Linked DNA regions of Homo sapiens: region 1 is linked to region 2. Evidence: read pairs that join two places in POLR2A ChIA-PET (ENCODE). Cell type or tissue: PC-3. All regions are shown on one strand. Links, peaks and the distances in the headings refer to the core of each region. The heading gives the core; the rest is flanking DNA.

Evidence for each region. Peaks named below come from ENCODE experiments on the same cell type or tissue, not always from the same donor. Only the 100,000 strongest peaks of a DNase experiment are listed, where the experiment ranks them.
Region 1: POLR2A ChIA-PET joins it to region 2 with 20 read pairs; 3 of 35 experiments call an interaction of 5 or more read pairs at or near these places.

What each region holds. Positions count from the first base shown.
Region 1 is chr6:42,566,695-42,572,074 of GRCh38, forward strand. The region is part of intron 1 of UBR2 (ubiquitin protein ligase E3 component n-recognin 2); the gene reads left to right. Among named protein-coding and RNA genes, the nearest start is that of UBR2, 5.4 kb to the left of the region's middle. In PC-3, for the core only: no CTCF peak of the experiment used is centred there; a DNase peak (open chromatin) is centred at 2,617; H3K27ac peaks cover 1,558 bases.
Region 2 is chr6:42,126,331-42,131,710 of GRCh38, forward strand. C6orf132 (chromosome 6 open reading frame 132) reads right to left here. Exons shown (of 5, transcript NM_001164446.3): 2 at 2,342-2,448. Among named protein-coding and RNA genes, the nearest start is that of C6orf132, 14 kb to the right of the region's middle. In PC-3, for the core only: no CTCF peak of the experiment used is centred there; no DNase peak of the experiment used is centred there; H3K27ac peaks cover 239 bases.

The DNA.
Region 1 (5,380 bases), core at 85-5,084, 440 kb after region 2:
TTTACTTTTAAATGCCTTTCTGAACAATAAGTTTTTTTTTTTCTTTTTTTGGTAAGAGATGGGGTCTTGCACTGTTGCCCAGACTAGAGTATAGTGACATTATCATAGCTCACTGCAGCCTTGACCTCCTAGGCTCAAGAGATCCTCCTACCTCAAAAACCAATATTAAAATATAAAATTCCTTCAACTATATAACCTTAATCTTGCCTTACTTTGTGAGGACTTTACTGTCTGTATTAAGTTAAAACACCTAACATTTAAAACTGTTTTTTTCAGCTTAGGCTTCAGCTTTTTTATCACACATTTAAATTAATAAAGTTTTTTCTTAGGTTGAAAGCACATTTTAGGGAAGAGAAACAAGTAGAGAAAACAGTGATTGTAGGCTTTAGACCTCTGTCATTGGTAATTTGTTAGGATCACTTCCATTTAAAAATCACCTAATGAGCACTAGTGTCAACCTTTCCACATTTCATTTACACACCGCTTTTCTTATTCCTGTTATAAGGAGGAAGAACTTTTTGTGATCCCATCCATTCCAGCTAGTATGCCTCACAAAGAAAAGTATCTAAGCTGACTCTTTAATATTTGTAAGTTTAGGATATTACAGTGGCCCTCTCTTCTCATTCTTCTCTTTTCTTGTTAGAATTGACTCCATAAGTATGACTTTCCCAACACTTCTTGGCTCTGTTTACTTTCTATACTACATATGGTTATAGTATGTTCCAGTGAGTGATTACGGTTTTAAAAGTAAACATGCCGGGTGTGGTGGCTCTTGCCTGTAATCCCAGCACTTTGGGAGGCCAAGGAGGGCAGATCACAAGGTCAAGAGATAGAGACCATCCTGGCCAACATGGTGAAACCCTGTCTCTACTAAAAATACAAAAATTAACCGGGCATGGTGGTGCACCCCTGTAATCCCAGCTATTCGGGAGGCTGAGGCAGGAGAGTTGCTTGAACCCAGGAGGCTGGGGTTGCAGTGAGCCGAGATCGCGCCACTGCACTCCAGCCTGGGTGACAGAGCGGGACCCCATCTTTTTCCCTGAATATAAAAGAAATACAGGTTGGGAGCACTGGCTCATGCCAGTAATCCCAGCTATTTGGGAGGCTGAGGTGGGAGGACTGCTTAAGTCTAAGAGTTTGAGACCAGCCTGGGCAACATTAGCTATACCCTGTCTCTACTAAAAAAAAATAAAATAAAATAAATAAGCTGGGTGTGGTGGCATGAACTTGCAGTCCTAGCTACTCAGAAGGCTAAGCAGGGAGGATCGCTTGAGCCCAGGTGTTAGAAGTTACAGTGAGCTATGATCATGCCACTGTACTCCATCTTGGGTGATACAGTGAGACCCTGTCTTCAAAAAAAATTTTGTTTTAATAAATAATGAATTTGTTAAGTTTTATGTAGAGTTTTAGGTCTGTATTGGTTATCTTTTTGCTGTACATTTTTTAAACCGTTTTATTGAGATATAACTCACATACTGTACAGTTAAATTCAGTGGTTTTTAGTATATTCAGATTCATGCAATCATCACTATGATCAATTTTGGGACATTTTTATCACCCCAAAAAAGAAATCCTGTACCTATTGGCAGTCACTTCCCTTTCACACCTAAACTCCTGAGGTCTAATCAACTACTAATTTTTGTCTGTGTAGATTTGCCTATTCTGGATATTTCGTATAAATGGAATTCAACATATTGTCATTTGTGGCTGACTTCTTTCTCTTAGATAATGTTTTAAATATTTATCCATGTTGGGCCAGGCGCGGTGGCTCACACCTGTAATTCCAGCACTTTGGGAGGCCAAGGCAGGTAGATCACAAGGTCAGGAGATCGAGACCATCCTGGCTAACACGGTGAAACTCCGTCTCTACTAAAAAATACAAAAAATTAGCCGGGCGTGGTGGCAGGCGCCTGTGGTCCCAGCTACTTGGGAGGCTGAGGCAGGAGAATGGCATGAACCCGGGAGGCGGAGCTTGCAGTGAGTCAAGATCGCGCCACTGCACTCCAGCCTGGGCAACAGAGCGAGACTCTGTCTCAAAAAAAAAATAATAAAAATAAAATATTTATCCATGTTGTACCATGTACAGGTTGAGTATTGTTACGCTTGCCACCAGAAGTGTTTTGGATTTTGGATTTTTTTGGATTTTAAAATATTTGCAGTTATACCAGTTGAGCATCCTTAATCCAAAATCCAAATGTTCCAATGAGCACTTCTTTGAGCATCGTGTGGGCATGCAAAGTTTCAGATTTTGGATCATTTTGGATTTCACGTTTTCAAATTAGGGATGCTCAACCTGTGTCAGTAATTCTTTCTTTTTTATTGCCAAATGACATTCCTTTGTATAGATAAACCATATATTATTTATCTGTTCATCAGTTGGTGAATATTTGGGTTGTTTCTACTTTTTGGGTATTATGAATCATGTTGCTGTGAACATTTTTTACAAATTTTTGTGGGGACATATGCTTTTGTTTCTCTTGGGTATATACATACCTAGAAGTGAAATTGGTGGGTCATATGTTAACTATTTTGAAGAACTGCCAGATTTTTCCAAAGCAGTTGCATTGTTTTACATTCCCACCAGTAGTGCATGAGAGTTCCAATTTCTCCAGATCCTTGCCAACACTTGTTTTTGCCTGTGTTTTGATTACAGCCATTCTTTTGGGTGTTATGCCTTCTCATTGTGGTTTTGATTTGCATTTCCCTCATGAGTCATGTTGGAACATCTTTTTATGAGCTTATTGGCCATTTTTATGTCTTCTTTGCCTATTTTCAATTAGTCTTTTGACCTATTAAATTTCTATATTTTATTTGTAAATATTCTCCTTAATTTGTAGAGCTCTTAATATAATTTGTTTAAAATTTTTCTCAATATATTCCCTAAAACTCCCACTTAAACACTATTGTTTTTATGGTTATGAGCACTAGTTGTTTTATGATTAACTTACATGTTGCTTATCCTTGTTTGAAAGCAAAACCAAAAGTAGTTAAAGGATACAATTTTAATTGGGTATAGAATAATAGAGACTGTAATAAAAGGCTAACTAACCTCTAGGGATTCTTTCATTTTTCATTTCATTTTTATTTTATTGTACTTGCTTTCTATCCCAAGGCTTAAATTTAGTATTTAATAGAGGGAAAGCTCCTGGAAACATTGTCATAACATGTTTACTTTAGAGGAATGAGTTGACAGTTTCTTTACTTCCCTTAAGAGGGACTTGTAGTAAGATAGTGAATGCTTATTACTCTCTTATGCCACATGGGTGTGACAGCTACAAGTGTCTGAAATAAAGACAAAAGGCCAACCAAACTGGAAATCTTAATTTTTCATGTTGAAGAAACAGTTGCAGTTAGCATATGTTAGAACTAATATGAAAAGCTATAGATTTTATTCTTTGGGGAAATGTGTGAGCTACTTCTGAAAGACAGTCATAAATTTTTCTTGCTTTTTATATTAAGTATGTATGTTTAATCAGCTTAAAGTGCCTGTAATAGAGCCCAAATCTTTTAGGTGATTGTGATTTTTTCATATAATGGTAGTAAAGTTTTTGGTTTTGAGACGGAGTCTCACTCTGTCCTCCAGGCTGGAGTACAGTGGCGTGATCTAGGCTCACTGCAACCTCCACCTCCTGAGGTCAAGCGATTCTTTTGCCTCAGCCTCCCAAGTAGCTGGGATTACAGGCGTGCACCACCACTCCTGGCTAATTTTTGTATTTTTAGTAGAGATGGGGTTTCACCATGTTGGCCATGGTGGTCTCGAACTCCTGGCCTCAAGTGATCTGCCCACCTTGGCCTCCCAAAGTGCTGGGATTATAGGCGTGAGCCACTGTGCCCAGGAGTAGTAAAGATTTGAAAAATGGGGAGCATATGCATGCCTTTCTTGGACCAGACTTTTAAGTCTTGTTATTTATAATAATATGTAATAAAGAGTGAAATACTTGCTTGTTTTACTAATAATATTTTTATGTAAAGTGGCTAGTTTTTTTTTTGTTGTTTGTTTGTTTTTTGAGACAGGATCTCACTCTGTCACCCAGGCTGAAGTGCAGTGGCGTGATCATGCCTCACTGAAGCCTCAACCTCCGGGGCTCAGGTGATCCTCCCACCTCAGCCTCCTGAGTAGCTGGGACTACAGGCATGCACCACCATGCCCAGCTAATCTTCTTTTATTTTTAGAAGAGACAGGGTTTTGCCATATTGCCCAAGCTAGACTCGAACCTCTGAACTCAAATGAGCCACCCGCCTTGGCCTCCCAAGTGCTGGGATTACAGGCATGAGCCAAAGAGCCTGGCCGATTTTTTTTTTTTTTCTTAACCAGAAGCTGATACTAGCGTCTGAATTTTTGTTGAAGAAATCTATGAACAAATTTGCTCTCGTTACAGTTACTAGACTGCATAATTTTTTTTTAGAAAGCATCCATGCTAGCCTGTAGTCCCAGCTACTTGGGAGGCTGAGGCAGGAGAATGGCGTGAACCTGGGAGGCGGAGCTTTCAGTGAGCCGAGATCGCGCCACTGCACTCCAGCCTGGGTGACAGAGCAAGACTCCGTCTCAAAAAAAAAAAAAAAAAAAAAAAAGCATCCCTTCTAAAGTAACCTTTCATTCTTGTATTAAAATTTTGCAACAGTGAAGTTTTACAGGAATGGGAACATAAAATATAAGGAAAAAAACTGGTTTTTAAATAAAATCTTTCAATATGTTGTAAAAAAAAGTCCGAAGCACTTAACTTTCTAGGATCATGGAGGTGAATTATTTTGGTCTTATTGCTTAATTTTTCTTTCATAAAGAGTAAATTGAATCCTAGCACCTTTGGGAGGCCGAGGTGGGCAGATCACCTGATGTCAGGAGTTTGAGACAAGCCTGGTCAACATAGTGAAACCTTGTCTCTACTAAAAATACAAAAATTAGCCGCGTGTGGTGGTGCACACCTGTAACCCCAGCTACTCAGGAGGCTGAGGCAGGAGAATCACTTGAACCTGGGAGGCAGAGGTTGCAGTGAGCCGAGATCGTACCACTGCACTCCAGCCTGGGCGACAGCACGAGACTCAAAAAAAAAAAAAAAAAAAAGCGCTTAGGATCATTTGACTACCTTCATTCTTGTTTTGGTTTGCTGACAATGGGTGAAAAATGAGACATTTACCTTTGAATGAGGCCAAAACGAGGTCTTTTAGCTCAAAGAATAAGATTCTAGTATGCTTGTTGAGGACTCTTTTTCTTTTTTTAAAACTTGTCCTCTTTATAATTACTGAGCTTAAAGGATGTGTATGTATATATAAAATTTTGATTGAGTCACTCTGAAGGGAGAGAATACTTAAAGCCTGTAGGATTGTCTCCTAAGAAATGATGCTGCTGCTGCTGTTTTATTTTTATTTTTATTTTTTTTTC
Region 2 (5,380 bases), core at 154-5,153:
GGCCCCCAAAGTGCTGGGATTACAGGCATGAGCCACCACACCTGGCTGTATTTCAGTATTTTATTTGTTTTTTTTTTTTTATTCCCATTTTACAGATGAATGTTTTAGTATTTTACCGACTGGTAGAGGTGTGTCAACTCTGGGCCCACACTGCTATGAATCTGGGTATGTGTGCTGAGGGTAAGTGATAGGAGAGAATCTAATTAACCTCCCAATATAGAGTATTTCAGGCTGGGCGCGGTAGCTCACGCCTGTAATCCCAGCACTTTGGGAGGCTGAGGTTTGTGGATCACCTGAGGTCAGGAGTTCGAGACCAGCCTGGCCAAAATGGTGAAACCCTGTCTCTACTAAAAATACAAAAAATTTGCCGGGCATGGTGGTGGGCACCTGTAATCCCAGCTACTTGGGAGGCTGAGGCAGGAGAATCGCTTGAACCCAGGAGGTGGAGGTTGCAGGGAGCCGAGATCACGCCATTGTACCACTCCAGCCTGGGCAACAAGAATGAAACTCAGTCTGCAAAAAAAAAAAAAAAGAATATTTCAAACAATTTTATCTGCATTTATGGGTGCAATCACTTCTATCAGAGTTTTATGCATTCTCTGGAAACCAAGTTAGGGGCTGACTCATTTGGTTTTTTTCTTTAAGACAGGGTCTCACTCTGTCACCCAGGCTGAAGTGCAGTAGTGCAATCATAGCTAACTGCAGCCTCAACCTCCTGAGCTCAAGCAATCCTCCTGCCTCAGCCTCCCAAGTAGCTGGGACTATAGGCACACACCACCACACCTCACTAATTTTTAAATTTTTTGTAGAGATGGGGTTGGGCTATATTGCCCAGGCTAGTCTTGAACTCCTGGCCTCAAGTGATCCTCCCACCTCGGCCTCCCAAAGTGCTAGGATTCCAAGCTGACTTATTTGATTTATACCTTGTTGGTGGTGGTGTTGCACTTTCTATATTTATCTATAATATCCACGAACTGCTTTTATAAGCAGAAAATTAATTATTTAAAGTTGTATTCCCAGAGAGCTGTGTGCTCAGCCCTCCACAGAGAGGACTTAGAGATGCACCAAGGAGAATGTAAGACTGCCTCTGTCCCATCTAGAATCTTAGGTCTGATTGTTGAAGTTGGACATAGCAGAAAAAAACCGGTGATGGGGAGAGGAAGGTGGTTGTGCCAGGCAGGCAGTGCTAGGCAGCAGGTATGGGGACCCAGGACCAATGTGTGGGGTGCCATGAAGTCTAACAGGCCCCTGAGAGCTCAGACCAGGGCAAGGGGCCTTTCAGTCCAGGCAATACTAAACCCTCATGGAGGCAAGAGGATGCCGTGACCCCAGTGACAGCATTGTGCCACCCATGACCCAGCTCCGACAGACAGGAGTGAGCCTTAAATCTAGGAGCCTGGCTGTTTAGGCCTGGGCTGTCTAGTACAGCAGCCACTGGCCACAAGCAGCCGTTGAGCACTTAAAATGTCTCAGTCTGTCAGAAGCGGGATGTGCTATATAAGTAGTACACCAGATTTTTAAGACTTAGCATGAAAAAAAAGAATGTAAAATAGCCCATTAGTATTTTTTATATTGATTAAATGTTGCAATGACACTCTTTTTTTTTTTTTTTGAGACGGAGTCTTGCTCTGTCACCCAGGCTGGAGGGCAGTGGCGCCATCTTGGTTCACTGCAAGCTCCGCCTCCTGGGTTCATGCCATTCTCCTGCCTCAGCCTCCCGAGTAGCTGGGACTACAGGTGCTTGCCACTACACCGGCTATTTTTTTTTTTTATATTTAGTAGAGACAGGGTTTCACCGTGTTAGCCAGGATGGTCTCGATCTCCTGACCTCATGATCTGCCCCCTTGGCCTCCCAAAATGCTGGGATTACAGGCGTGAGCCACCGCACTGGCCACAATGACACTCTTTTGAATATACCGGGTTAAGCAAAATATATTTGTCTCCTGCAGTGGGCAGGGAGCTCCTTGAGAACAGCAAGGCTGGCCCAGTCATCTCTGTATCCAGCACCTAATGCAGGGCCTGGCACAAAGCAGACAGTCATCTGTGACTGTGGAAAATGAACCCTGCTTGGCTGAGGGTACCCACTGCTGTATCACTCCTGCACACAAGTTCTCCATAACTTCTCCTTGGGCTTGGCCCTGAACGAGCTGGCATTCCTAATCCTAGACTTCCTACCATGAGCCTCGACCATGCCTCCTTCCAGTAGCCCCCCTTCCCGCCGGGTCAGCATCAGGAAGGAAGGGGTGGACAGAGGGTGCAGCTGATGTCCACTCGGGCTAGGGCAGCCTTGGTGTCCCCAGCCAGAGCAGACTCTCCAACCTCAGAGCAGAACCGTACTCACCAGCGGAAGGAAGGTCAGCAGGGGCCGGACTCTTGGCCGAGCTTTCAGCGTGGCTGTTCCTGACTCGCTCACTGTGTTAAACCGATTGTCTCCATAATAGATGCCATCTAGAGAACACAAGTGAGGGGACACCATAAGCTGGAGATCCAAGGCATCCGGCCACCCAAGTTTAATCTGCCCTTCAGCTCCCAGTGAGGAAAGCCAGGGCCTGCGTGTCTCCCAGTGTTGGATTCAGCTAAGCGCCTCTAACATAATCAGATCTTATGGATGAGATGTGCACTAATGGGGCCAGCTGAGGTGGCGCTGGGTGAGGGACTCGGTGTTCGTGGGGCTTTCAGCCCTCTGCAGCCATCTCTCTCCCAATCCATAACCACCACGCTGTACCGTCCTGAGCCTTCTCTCCCACAGCAATGGTCCCTCGTTTTTGGAGCCCAGGAAGCCCGGCTAAGGGCCCAGCTGAAGCTTATCTCAGAGAGGGAGGAAAACAAGCTGGCTTTTCCCTCGAGTGTTTGAATTTCTAATCTGAAACATGCAGAGCAGATGAGGCCACCTGCTGTCCGCAGTGGCCAATATCCCATCATCTGGACTCCCTAACTCAAGATTTCCCTGACCACCAAACCACAGATGGTTATGTACATGGCTTGCTTTAATGCACCCTTGAGGGCAGAGCAGAAAAAACGGGACAGTAGGGTCAGTGTGACCTGGTTAAAAAATCCCAGCTCTGCCACTGACTGCCCATGTGGCTTAACCTCTCTGGGCCTCAGTTTTTCCCATCCGTACAGTGGGAGTGATGATAGTGCCGTATAGCACTGTTGTGAGGAGTGAGTGTGGCCAGGGCATAGTAAGTGCTCAGCAAACATGGTTGCTTCCCCTGTAGGAAGATGATATGAAGGACCTTCCTCTTCCTCCAGTTACTGAGTCTGTGCTCCATGCTGCTCTATGGCAGTGGGAGGATGTGAGGGGCTACTCACATCACATCACATCCCTTTCTCAACTCCCTCATGACCCTTGATACACACTGACAAGAAATTCACACTCCCTTGGCAGGGATCGCTGTGGCCCTCCTGCTATGTGGCTCATGAGCAAAGAGGGCTTTCTTCCATTTAACGAAGTGTGGAGGACTTTCCTCGATAGCCAAAGAGGAGAGAAGAAAGGTTAGAATCCCAGTTAGCCAGAAGTCTGCTAACTGGGACATTGAGCTAATCATGATTACTTTTCTCCTTGTACATGACTTTAGGAGAAAATTGCAAGAAAGCCAAATGATTTATTCAAGAGACTGGGCTTGTCAGGAAGATCCTGGGATCAGACTACATCCATCCCAAATCCCCACACCGATAGCCGCAGCACCCCATGCGAGCATCTGGGCTTTGGATGTGACAGGGAGGCTCCTGGGAGCGCCCCAGCAGCTGGAGGTGGTGTCCTCCGTGTGCTGCCCTCCCAAGGCAGGAAGCTGGCTGGGACACTCAAGCTTCTCCACGTCTCAAAAGGGGCCCGAACGTCGGGTTCTCCGTGTGCTCCGCACGTCCCTGGAAACTCCAGTTCCCAGCACTGCCCTGCCCCATGCACTCTGGGCAAATATGATTTTCCAGTCCCAGTTGCCAGTCTCCATGCCTGAGGCTGCAGACCAAGATCAGACAGGGCATGCGGGAGGGGAGCTGTAAGATCTGACTCAATGGGAAACAACAAAAGTAGCTCACACCCAACAGCCACCACGAAAGCCCCCAATTCCCTCACTTCCGAGAGTCTGCGTGTTGACACTAGGATCTCCTGGGGCATTTTCTAGAGAGTGCTGTGTGGATGCCAAGGCCCTAGACCTGACGTGATGTGGCTACCTGGACCCTTAACAGGACTGGGGTGGGGCGGGGATTGCCACAGGGACTGCACGACAGCCACGCTCCTAGGCAAGGCCCTAATCATTTCATCTCTGCACCGATGTTGGGATCTAGGGAGCCTCCTTCCTACAGTTGTTATTGTCATATTAATGGCTACTCTTATTGGGTGCCTAGGAGCTTTAGAAGTGTTATACCTGAGCAACTTGGCAAGCATGATAACTGTAATAGTAATAATAATAAAAGGTAAAAACTTACTGAGCATCTTTTTTTTATCTTTATTTTTTTTGAGATGGAGTCTTTTTTTTTTGGTTATATAGATGAGAGGTTTCTATGTTGCCCAGGCTGTCCTCAAAAGCCTTGTCTCGCCTCTTTATGTGCCAAGACAACAGGCCTGAGCCATTGTGGATCCCTGTGCTCTGTCGCTCAGGCTGGAGTACAGTGGCATGATCTCGGCTCAGTGCAACCTGTGCTTCCCAGGTTCAAGCAATTCTCCTGCCTCAGCCTCCGAAGTAGTTGGGATTACAGGTGTGCACCACCACGCCCAGCTAATTTTTGTATTTTTAGTAGAGACGGGGTTTCACCATGTTGGCCAGGCCTGTCTCAAACTCCTGAACTCAGGTGATCTACCCACCTTGGCCTCCCAAAGTGCTGGGATTACAGGTGTGCGCCACCACACCCAGCTAATTTTTGTATTTTTAGTAGAGATGGTGTTTCACCATGTTGGCCAGGCTGATCTCAAACTGCTGAACTCAGGTGATCTACACACCTCAGCATCCCAAACTGCTGGGATTACAGGTGTGTACCACGCGCCCAGCCTACTGAGCACCTTTAATGGTCTGGGCACTGTTCTGAGCATCTTACACATTATTAATTCATTTAATTCTCAAAACAGCCCCATGCAAATTGGTAGTCATTATCCCTGTTTTACAGATGAGGAAACTGAGGCACAAGGAGGTCAAATAACTTGCCCAAAGACTCACAGTAAGTGTTGAAGCCAGGGTCTCCCTAAAGGGCCTGACTTCTAAACTACCATACATACACCCCTAAAGGGAAGAGCCATAATCCCACCATGTACGGGGGTGAGGAAGGCTCGGCTCGGCTCTGGCCAAGGAGCAGCTCTGGGAAGCAACGGGAGGTGAGGCAGCTTGTTCGAAGCCTGCTGGTCAGGATGGAGTCGGATCTGAACTGTGGCCGTCTGACCCCCAAG